2 separate regions of the Homo sapiens genome follow, and region 2 is linked to region 1. A link is an interaction called in ENCODE POLR2A ChIA-PET data of the cell type or tissue named here. Cell type or tissue: MCF 10A. All regions are shown on one strand. Each heading gives the region's core, and the rest is flanking DNA. Links, peaks and the distances in the headings are about the cores only.

Region 1 (5,387 bases), core at 264-5,263:
TACAGGTGCCCGCCACACGCCTGGCTAGTTTTTCGTATTTTTAGTAGGGATGGGGTTTCACCATGTTAGCCAGGATGGTTTCAATCTCCTGACCTCATGATCCTCCCTCCTCACCCTCCCAAAGTGCTGGGATTACAGGCATGAGCCACCGTGCCCGGCCTTTTTTTTTTGTATTTTTAGTAGAGACGGGGTTTTACCATGTTGGCCAGGTTGGTCTCAAGCTCCTGACCTCAAGTGATCTGCCCACGTCGGCTTCCCAAAGTGCTGGGATTACAGGCGTGAGTCACTGCACCTGGCCTGCTTGTTTTTTTTTTAAGTAAAACTGTCGTGCGTCGTCCAACCCCACATCTTCACTGGTGCTGACAGTGAGGCTAAGGGCTGTGTATTAGGAAGAATGTCCTCCCTTATCCCATCTAAAACAGATTTCCCTCAGTATGATATGCTAGTGCCAGCCATCACAACGTTATGTAAGTAATTTTTGAAGCTATTTCTGTTTTTAGCCTATTCTACCTCTTGGGGGGTAATGAGTTCCATACATTTAGCAACCATTTTTAACTTGCTTGAAATCTTGAGAAAATCTCAAGAAACCTCTTCTTTAAAAAAATTGTTTAAATTGACAAATAGTAGTTGTTCGTATTCATGGGGTAGCTAGTGATGTTTTGATACACATGATGTATAATGATCAGATCAGGGTAATTAACATATTCATAATCTCAAACATTTATCATTTCTCTATGTTGGTAACATTCAGTATCCTCCCTCTCCCTATTTGAAACTGTATAATATATTATTGTTAACTATAGCCATCTTACAATGATGTAGAACAATAGAACTTACTCCTCCTACCTAGCTGTAATTTTGTATCCTTTATCAAATCTCTCCCTACCCCTCCCTTCCTCCTCCCCTTCCTGTCCTCTAGTATTCTCTGTTCTACTTTTTACTTCTGTGAGATCAACTTTTTTTTAGCTTCCACATATGAGTGAGACCATGCAGCGTCTTCATTCTAATAAGCTGGGGTTTGGTCTATTTTCACATTATCTGTACTTTTCATAATTCTTGAAACTGCAGTATATCCTGTCAACCTCCAGCCTTCACCCTGACCTCATACAGAAGCCCCTCCAGCCCCTTAATCACTTGAAATGCTTTGTGAACTCCCTGCTTTCTTTCTTGAAATGTATCAACCAGAACTGCACATTCCAGTCTGTGTTAGAAACAAAGGTTAGCCGGGCATGGTGGCAGGCACCTGTAGTCCCAGCTACTGGGGAGGCTGAGACAGGAGAATTGCTTGAACCCGGGAGGCGGAGGTTGCACTGAGCCGAGATTGTGCCACTGCACTCCAGCCTGGGCGACAGTGCAAGAGTCCGTCTCAAAAAAAAAAAAAAAAAGAAACAAAGGTAAAGTGATGTTTTCTTTCCCTACAACCCCCCCTACCTCACCCCCTTACTTTTTCTAACAATTTCCCAAACTTGGTTCGCCTTTGGGCGCCAGAGCACTTTCCTGAGCACTCTGCAATGAGTCCCAAGTCCCTTTCCTGGGTCACAATCGTTGGTTCATAGTGGCAGCAGCTCGTCCTCTATAGTTTGTACTTTTTCTCCTTGTCACTCTTATTTCCCACTGAAGTATATCTGCCAAAGTTGTGCCCACTCACCCAACCTCATTGCACCTCACCAGTTGGCTTCTGTCTGTATTTTTTTGTTTGTTTTTTGTTTTTCGTTTTTTTTTAGACAGAGTCTCACTCACTTGGTCGTCCAGGCTGAAGTGCAGTGGCACGATCTCGGCTCACTGCAACCTCTGCTTCCTGGGTTCAGGTGAGTCTCCTGACTCAGCCTCCCGAGTAGCTGTCATTACAGCTGTGCACCACCATGCCCAGCTAATTTCTGTATTTTTAATAGAGACGGGGTTTCACCATGTTGGCCAGGCTGGTCTCGAACTCCTGACCTCAAATGATCCACCTGCCTCGGGCCCCCAAAGTGCTGGGATTACAGGTGTGAGCCACTGCGCCTGGCCTCACAGTCGGCTTCTTGTTGAACAGACATCTAAAAGCCTAGAGATTACACTCCTAAATTGTTGTGTGATCCCACCCGATTTTACCCAGTTGACTGAAGCTCTTTGGAAGTGCGGCTCTAAATATGTCATTGCTAAAATTTTTTCCTTCCACAGGGGATAATTAAATCATGTCAAATATAGAAGCGACTTGCTCATCCCTCCCAAGCAGATTTATGGAAACTCACCTGGAAACCACCACAACCTGGAAAGGTGGCAGGAGGATGTTTATCAGGCACGTATGAGCCCAGCTTCTCAGAAGATAGACACAGGTGCCTTTGTCTCTGAACAAGTGGCAGGAGCTGGAGCCACAGTCACACTGGGGTTCTGAGTGGCTTGAGACGGGACATTGTGAGGTTTACCAGGAGGACCAAAAGCACTCAAAGTATGTGGAGGTCAGAGCAGTGGCAAAGAAGGAGTCCAGGCGGGCTGGGGAGGGGTCAAGGGGCATCAGGCAGCACGTCTGGGAGCCAGGATGACAGATGGGAGATTCAAAACAGGGCACCACTAGAAGCCTGAAAGGAAGGCAAGGTTTTATCAGGGTAGGAACTGAGCTCTGGAGAAAGAACAGGACAACTGGCCATGGCTGAAAAGGGGGCACAGGGTCAGCAAGTTGAAGACAGATCCTTATGATAATGAACCAGGGTGGAAACAGGAAAAGAGGGTTTGATGCTTTCTTTGGGGCAAACGATTCTCTCCCTATTCCTGCAACAATAGCGCAGGTTCCTAGATCAGTCATTTGGTCCATTAGCAGCTAATGCTGGTTGTGGGTATCACACCAGTAGATGGCCATCACCTTCATAAAGCTCCTGCACAATGCTCAGCTCGTGAGTGCTCCAAGGAAAACATTTCTGTGGTGACTGTGTTTGGGATTTTTGCAAACTACAGGTCCTTCTTGGGGATTCACAGTGTACATTAGCTCTGAATGTGTACAGCGTGCATTTTAAACACTCTGCCAACTCCTGAGGTATAGAAATCTGTTTCATTGTTTTTAATTTAATGTTTCTCAAATGTAGTTGACACCCGGGTCCAACAGGATCCTTTTGCTATATAACAACCCTGAACATTCTGTGGACACACCTTGAGAAACATTGTTCTAGAACATTCCTAATCTGGTGTTCCCAGGCCCTTCACAGCCTGGGCCTGCCCTTGTTTCCCAACTTTTCCTTCCTTTATTTTCTGACATTCCAGCCACATTAAGCTCTTCCCTTGCACACGCTCCTGTTGCACATTTCCTTCTTTCTTGCTATAGCAGGTGATTCATCATCTGCCCAAAAATGGGAAAAAAGCTGAGCCCTGCTCACTTCACCTCACTGTCACCCTCATGTCTGTCTATCTTTTGAGACCCACCTCAAAAGGAGCCCTGGATTCATTCTCTGCCCCATCTCTGCTCCTGCCTTCCTGTTCCTATAAATAATCCTTTGCCGCCTCTGATCCCTTCTGTCCTGGTATCTGTTACTGTCAGGGCACTTCACATGTTTTACTTTGTATAAGGCCATTTATGCCTTTTTTATTCAAACAGAATCCACGTCTCACTTTTGTACCCACCCCCCTACCAACAGAACACAGCATATTTGTAGGATTGTTAGTGGGAGCAGAAAATATGATGCCAAAACTTCTGAGGTTGGGGTAAGTTCTCTTCTCAACATTCAGGCCAGAGTTGGCAAATACCTGGCTCACCTGCTGCCAACCTGTACTCTCTCACTAATGGCACAGACTCATCAGAGAAGGCCCCAGGAGCTTCTCAACACAGTGCTCCCAGCAGTCATGATCAATGGGTTAGAAAAGGCATGAGAGAGGAAATCTGTTATCCCTGATTTAGACCTTTTGCCAAAGTGAAAGTTAGGAGAATTTAGTAAGCTGAATGTGGGAGCTGTTAATGCTACAGACCAATGACTGTCCTCTAACAGAACAGAGCAATTAGCAAAAGTATTCATTATACTTTCATGTTCATGTCTAGTCTCAAGGCTAATTATTTGTATAATTAAGATGTTACCAAATGCAAACAATTGATGAGCCTGATTTCTTGGAATGAAACATGAGACTTATGAAATGTAAATAGCTGTGAATCACTAACAGCTTTCCTTTACTTAGGCATTCTACCAAGGCATAGCCCTGTTACATTAAAGAAACAATGGAAGTATAATCCCATTCATATTTTTTAGATGACAAAACAATATGACGTATGAATTTAAATCATAGAAAAAGCACAGGTTTTAATTCTCACTCCACCATTTTCTAGCTGTGTGCCCTTGGCTGTGTTACATAAGCTCAATTTACTCGTGTTACTTACAGAGAGATGTCAGTTTCCACATTCAGAAAATGGGTGTAATAGCCCCTAGTTCAGAGGACTGCTGTGACAATCAAATGAGTTAACATGTGGAAAGAGTGCACAATCAATGTGAGCCATTGTTTTCATTATTCTACTTGTATCTACAGATTATACTTTGACAATGATCGCTTGGATTTTTTACAGTATGTAAAAAACATTAGAGAGAAATGGAATGTATATAGATGTCTCGCTATAACACCATCTGTGTGTTACTGAAAAGCTTCCATGGTCTAAAAATGGCCACAAGCCCCAAAATAACAGGGTTGGTGGGGAAAAAAAAATAGGGTTGGGACAGTCTACTCAAAACCTGGCTGGGTGCAGTGGCTTACGCCTATAATCCCAGCACCTTGGGAGGGTGAGGCCAGAAGATTTCTTGGGCCCAGGAGTTCAAGACCAGCCTGGGCAACATCATGAGACCCTGTCTACACACACACACACACACACACACACACACACACACACACACACACAGACACACACACAATTAGCCAGGCATGGTGGCACACACTTGCAGTCCCAGCTACCCAGGAGGCTAAGGCAGGAAGATTGCTTGAGCCAGGGGAGGTTGAGGCTGCAGTGAGCTGTGATTACACTACTACGCTTCAGCCTGGATGACAGAGCAAGGCCCTGTCTCAAAAACAAAACAAAATGAAAAACAAAAACAACAACAAAAAAACTATGCAATTGTAACCAGAGCACTCACAAAAACAATGTCAAAACTAATGAAACATTACCCCAGTAAGCCTCAGCTTTCACAAACATTTGCACACCGCATCCCAGCCTTGAACCCTAGGGCTCCTCCTGCTGCTTTGAGATATAGGCCCTGGAGGGCATTTGCTTCTAATAGGGACCAGTTTTATCAAAATTAAACATTTGATTTAAAGAGCGGTGTTCTTCGCTAACCCATCCTTCTAATACAAAGAGAAACGTTTTCACTGCTTCTTCAACAGCACCCTCAGTTTTTCCAGAAACTTGACAAGAGAACAGCATAGTGGTTCCCAAGTCACTAAAT
Region 2 (5,387 bases), core at 229-5,228, 100 kb after region 1:
ATGTTTTTCTTCGCTCACATCTCAGTTTCTCATATACATTTTTTGCAATAAAAGATCATTGTTATATTTTTAAAAACCTTGATTTTGTATATTAGTTTGTTAGGCAGACACCTTGTGTGTAAAGTTTAAAAGTTGAGGTGGATTAGTTATGTTGGAAAAACTGGGGTATTTTTATGGAGTGTATTAACATATTCATTCATTTAAATATTTATTGACTACTATGTATAAGTTGTTAATTTTACTACTATTGTCTTTGACTTGGGGATGGAAATTTCATATTCTTCCTTAAAAGCTAAAATTGTAATTCAGAATCCTGTGTCTTACATATTTTTTCTACCCCTGGGAAAAATATAGTTCAAAAACATATGTACCATACTATTAATATTTGCCACTTCCCTGAAGTTCAGTAAGCCAATGATGATAGATTTTACTGTTTTCTTTATGTGGCAAAGTGTTATGAAAAGGCAGTGATTGATATATTCCTTTTCGTAGATATCAGCCAATGTTACAGACATAAAATTCATAAAGAAAAGTACGTAAGCAATAATAGTGGAAAACTTGTCATTCCAAATGGATGATCTTTGGACCAGGTAGCCATTCTTATTTCCTTGTCTGTAATACCATGCTAGCATTATCATATGATGACGTAGCTGATTATAAAGATTGACAACATTAAGAAATATGGCCCCAGTTTTTTACTGCCATGGAAATCCCCTGGTTAATCCAGCCTTATAAGTAGATTATAGTTATTGAACTTGGAAACGAGAGTGGGTATATAGAGATTGTGATTTAGTCATTTTATGCTTGGAGAATGTGCTTCAAATCTCAGATCTCAGGCAATTCTGTCTGCCTAAATGAAGGTAGTCACTTCTTAGCCCTTTATTCCTAATCTTTCATTGGGTGGAGGAATCCCACAATTTCTAGTTGTGGTTGCTGAAATTTGGTAAGGCACAGCTAGTTAGGTTATAGGTTATAGAAACTTGATACATATTTATTGTACTCTGTAATTCTATTTCTGTTCAAATTCCATGGAATCCTCTAGGGCACCCTGGGATTGTGAATTAGTGTGAATGAATGTAAATAGCTTTAGTGGGCCTATGGAATGAAGACTTATTAAACCACATAAATAACCGTCCAACCACATACACCCATATTCTGCCTCAGGATCAGAGAATCAGCTTTTCCATTTTCGGGCTTTTTTTTTTAATTTTTTTTTTTTTTTAATGTAGAGACAGACTTTGTTTGAAAGCTGTTATTCAGACATTCCTATATTATAGGATGACAGTACTGTTGCTCAGTTGTAAGTTTAGAAATTCCAATGATGAGACCAGTATATATTGGAAAGAATATGACTTTATGAGTTTTGAATCATGAAAATGGGTTTGAATTACTGCTCTGTCACTAATTGTATGAGGGGCCAAAAATCTATCTCACAGGGTTTTTATGATGATGAAATGAAAAATATCTTGGTGAAAATCCTTAGGACGATGTCTAGTACTTAATAAATGGTAATTTTTATTAGCCTGTGGAAAGTATCCTAAATTTTTCTTTTTTGATATATGCCAGCTCCTCCCAATTTTTTACTGGCATTGTCACTCCAGCTTTTCTTTGTTATCTTGTCTTGATTTCCTTTTCAGCCTTGCAAGGCATTTTAGAAACCCATGGTAGTTTGGATACTGATTTATTTTATTCATATCCTTAAATTTTCTTTTGTGAAGTATTTGATAAAAGCTGAGAGAAAGAGTTTTTGAATAACTGTAAACCGAAAAACTCAGATACTGCTGGGCCTACTCTTTTTATGCATTTTTTTTGGACTATTTCTTTTGAACACTACTAACTTGACAAAAATTAATTTTAATCCTTTCTATAAAATCTCAAATCATAGTGTTTCTTGAGATGCGCCCCTTGACAGCTTTTCTTCAGTTTGATTATGTAAACAGTTTTAACTTCTACAAATATCTTTTTTTGTGAATAATAACTTGAACTTTGCTCCTTACACCCCTACCCCCAGCCAGTGCCTCAGGTTGACAGCTTTTTGTAATCTTTCTTTTTTGAAACATTGTATGTGACAGTCAGTCAAGGTGGACTGCTTGGAGGGTTTGTCTGGTTTTTTTTTTTTTGATATCTACCTACTTAATAAAAAAGGGACTTATCTATTTACAGTGTAAAATAATATATTGGAAAATTTTGCCCCTTTTTCTGTGGTATAATCAGTTAACTATTTAGAATCTTGTAAAAAATAAAGTAGAGGTTCCTCTTCAAAGAAACTTTCCTCCCCGTCTAATTAGGAATAAATAGTAACTTCTCTTAGAAGCAAAATTTATTCAAAGATCCGTGCTAACATTCTTAAATACTACCTGTAATAAAAAAAATTAATGTACTTTATATTCTTAGCTCTCACAATTTAGCCTAAATACTTGCCCTGGCATGCTTATACTGGTCCAAGAAAGCATTAGGTCGTAGCTTGTTCCTCTTCCTTATTTGGAAGTATTTTTACCTTTCTTAGCATTCCACAAGTTACTTCCTCCTTCCTTTGTTCTCCTCTGCCTTTGCCTCTTTTAAAAAGTTCCAAGTCGCTAGCCAATCGTGACAAATACAGAATGTGAGGTCCCGTTCCAGCCGATGGAAACCAGACACAGCAGTAAGGTGGACGCGTCAGGTTATAAATGACCCTGTCTCCTTTGTTCCATGCACTCTTGTGGCAAAACTGTTGGCGAGTGTACCCTTTCTGCAGAAAGTAAAAATGGCCTTGCTGAGAGAATTAAATTTATGTTCAAGTGCTATTTCTTTGCAGCCCCAGGGAACAAGCATTCTGTTTCTACATAAACATTTTTGACATATAACAATCCCATTTTTCCCTAAGCTTCAGTTATTTCTGTAGCACTTTGTCAATTTCTGCTTATCTGTGTATCTTTAGTATAATTATTGAATCTTTTTCTTTAAATGAACTTGACTCATTTTCTCTTAGTTTCATCTTTAGTTTTCCTGATCTTTATAAACTGATAAGTTTGTGCTAGTTATAAACTAAAGAATAGTTCATCCTGAAGACATTTCACTTAATGCACTTGGGAAAGACTACTTATATGCAAATTTGGTTCCAGATTGGATTGTTTTGAATTTTAAAATAACTTCATATAATGAGTCTTCTCCTTGCTTTAGATAATTTAATTGTTTTTGTCTTTGGATATGTTAAATGTAGGCATTTATTGGTTGTCAACAAATGTTAATTGTCATTACTTATAATGGGCAGCTGGGGTATTTCTCCCCTATCCCCTAACATTCTACCTATTTTTTTTTAATTACAAAAGTAATATTCTCCCCATCCCCTAACATTCTACCTATTTTTTTAAATTACAAAAGTAATACATCTGCTTGCAACCACTAAAATAAACAAACTCTAGGAGTCAATAAAGAAAAAGTTGATATTTTCCTCTCCCCTCGGGTTTCTCCCTTCTCTAGTTATATTCCTTGGAGTAGCCAACGTTAACCAACACTTTGATAAGGAGTATTTTTTCAGTGTGTTTCTCTTTGCTCAAAAATATATAAGCATATACACATAAATATACAGGCTTCTTGTTTTTCTAATTAAATAGGGATCATATTATTTATTGCTTAGTAACATGTATTACTCATTTAACAATATATCATGGCTATCACTTCAGTTCAGTAAATGGAACTCTAATTTTTAAAAGCTGAATAATATTTTATAGTACACTGTACCATAATTTATTATGTTATTTCCCAACTGATGGATGTTAAGATTGTTTCCTTTTTTTGCTATTATAAACATTAGTTCACTCTTATGACTAGAGAAGCAAACATTTGAAATAAAGTATTAGCAAAATAAATCTAGCCACGTGTTTAAAAGGTAATACACTATGATCAAGTAGAGTTTATTGCAGGAAGGCAAGGGCATTAAAATATTAAAATATTGTATAATATTAACACATTCTGAGATAAAAACTACATGATTATTTCTCTTTTTTTGGGGAGAGTTAGGGGCTTCGTATTGTATTTATACAAAATAGCATAGGGAGATGCCTGCCCATGTGGACAGCAGTCCAAGTTTTATACAGTTCTTTGGTCTTAAAAGTTGATAGACAAAAGTCTTTATTCTGGGGTCTTTAGAGGGGACTCTATGGGTCCTGTGCCTTGGCCTTGACCTCGTTACTGGCCATTGGTTGCCAAAGCTTAGTATGTTGACAGTATGGACAGCTGGGAAAGAGACTGGGATGGATGGTGTGGGTGATATCCAGTTCAGGGCTGGTACCTTTTAAGAGTACCAATTTGATTACTTTGGGCTTGAGGAGCACCTTTTTGGCCTCTGTATAGGTGCTCATTGCCTTGGAAATGTTGGCCTGAATCTTTTCGAGGACTTTTTTGTTGGGCTTGTTGGCAGAATTATGCATTCCTTAGAATCTGAATGTCTTGAAGCCATTTCTGTGCCATTTTCAGGACTGGTCTTCTGTGATATTGTTCTTGGATTTGGCCATATCTGTACTGCTGGCTGCAACTGTGGGAGTTGTGGAGACTGGAAAAAAGAGCCCCATGTTGATTTCAATAGATGCCAGCAAAGCATTTAATAAAATTTTGGAATAATTTCCCCAGAATGTATATGGCATAATTTCCTAATCCTTACTTGAATGAAGATGTCTTTTATCTTGATTAGTGAAAGGTATTTTGACCAGACATAGTATTCATGGATCATAATCCTTTTTTTTCATGCAGCATGTACACGTTATACCACTGTCTTCAAGCCTTTTGTGCAGATGAAAAGTCTGATTCTCCTTTCTTTATAAGTGTCTTCTATACATGCAGTTTTACCATCCTTATATGCCCTGAGATTTTCAGGTTTAATCTCACGGTATACTTTATCCCTTTTATATCATGAGAAACCCAATGCTGCCAGTAATTCCTGTCTTTATAGTTCTGTGTTTCTGCCTTTCTGACCCCAGTTTTTTCTCTTTTTTTGGTCTTATTCTTTAAAGTAAAGATCTTTTACCTTATTTTGCAATAGCATGTTAACAGTTTTGGTCTGTTATATGGGCATGTCTTTCTGGCATGCCTTCATTGTCTGTAGGGATATTCTACTCCTATTCTCTCATTTCTTATACTAGCAACTTCGTATGAGATTAACCTTGATACTTTTCTGGGACTCATTTTTATTTGAAATAAATTTTAAAAATATTTTAGAGTGTGGCTGGGTTTAGGAAAGCATTTTTTAAATTTACAGAGCTTTCTCTTCTCTTGCTTTTCTGTACTTTTAAAAAATGTGGCAAGGCAGGGCACGGTGGCTCACGCCTTTAGTAATCCTAGTATTGGGAGGCTGAGGTGGGAGGATTGCTTGAGGCCAGGAGTTTGGACCAGTCTGGGCAACAAAGTGAGAC

Evidence for each region. Peaks named below come from ENCODE experiments on the same cell type or tissue, not always from the same donor. Only the 100,000 strongest peaks of a DNase experiment are listed, where the experiment ranks them.
Region 2: POLR2A ChIA-PET joins it to region 1 with 5 read pairs; 3 of 35 experiments call an interaction of 5 or more read pairs at or near these places.

Annotation. Positions count from the first base shown.
Region 1 is chr17:62,873,038-62,878,424 of GRCh38, forward strand. No RefSeq gene overlaps it. Among named protein-coding and RNA genes, the nearest start is that of MARCHF10-DT, 67 kb to the left of the region's middle. In MCF 10A, for the core only: no CTCF peak of the experiment used is centred there; DNase peaks (open chromatin) are centred at 3,204 and 4,184.
Region 2 is chr17:62,974,349-62,979,735 of GRCh38, forward strand. The region is part of intron 1 of TANC2 (tetratricopeptide repeat, ankyrin repeat and coiled-coil containing 2); the gene reads left to right. Among named protein-coding and RNA genes, the nearest start is that of TANC2, 11 kb to the left of the region's middle. In MCF 10A, for the core only: no CTCF peak of the experiment used is centred there; no DNase peak of the experiment used is centred there.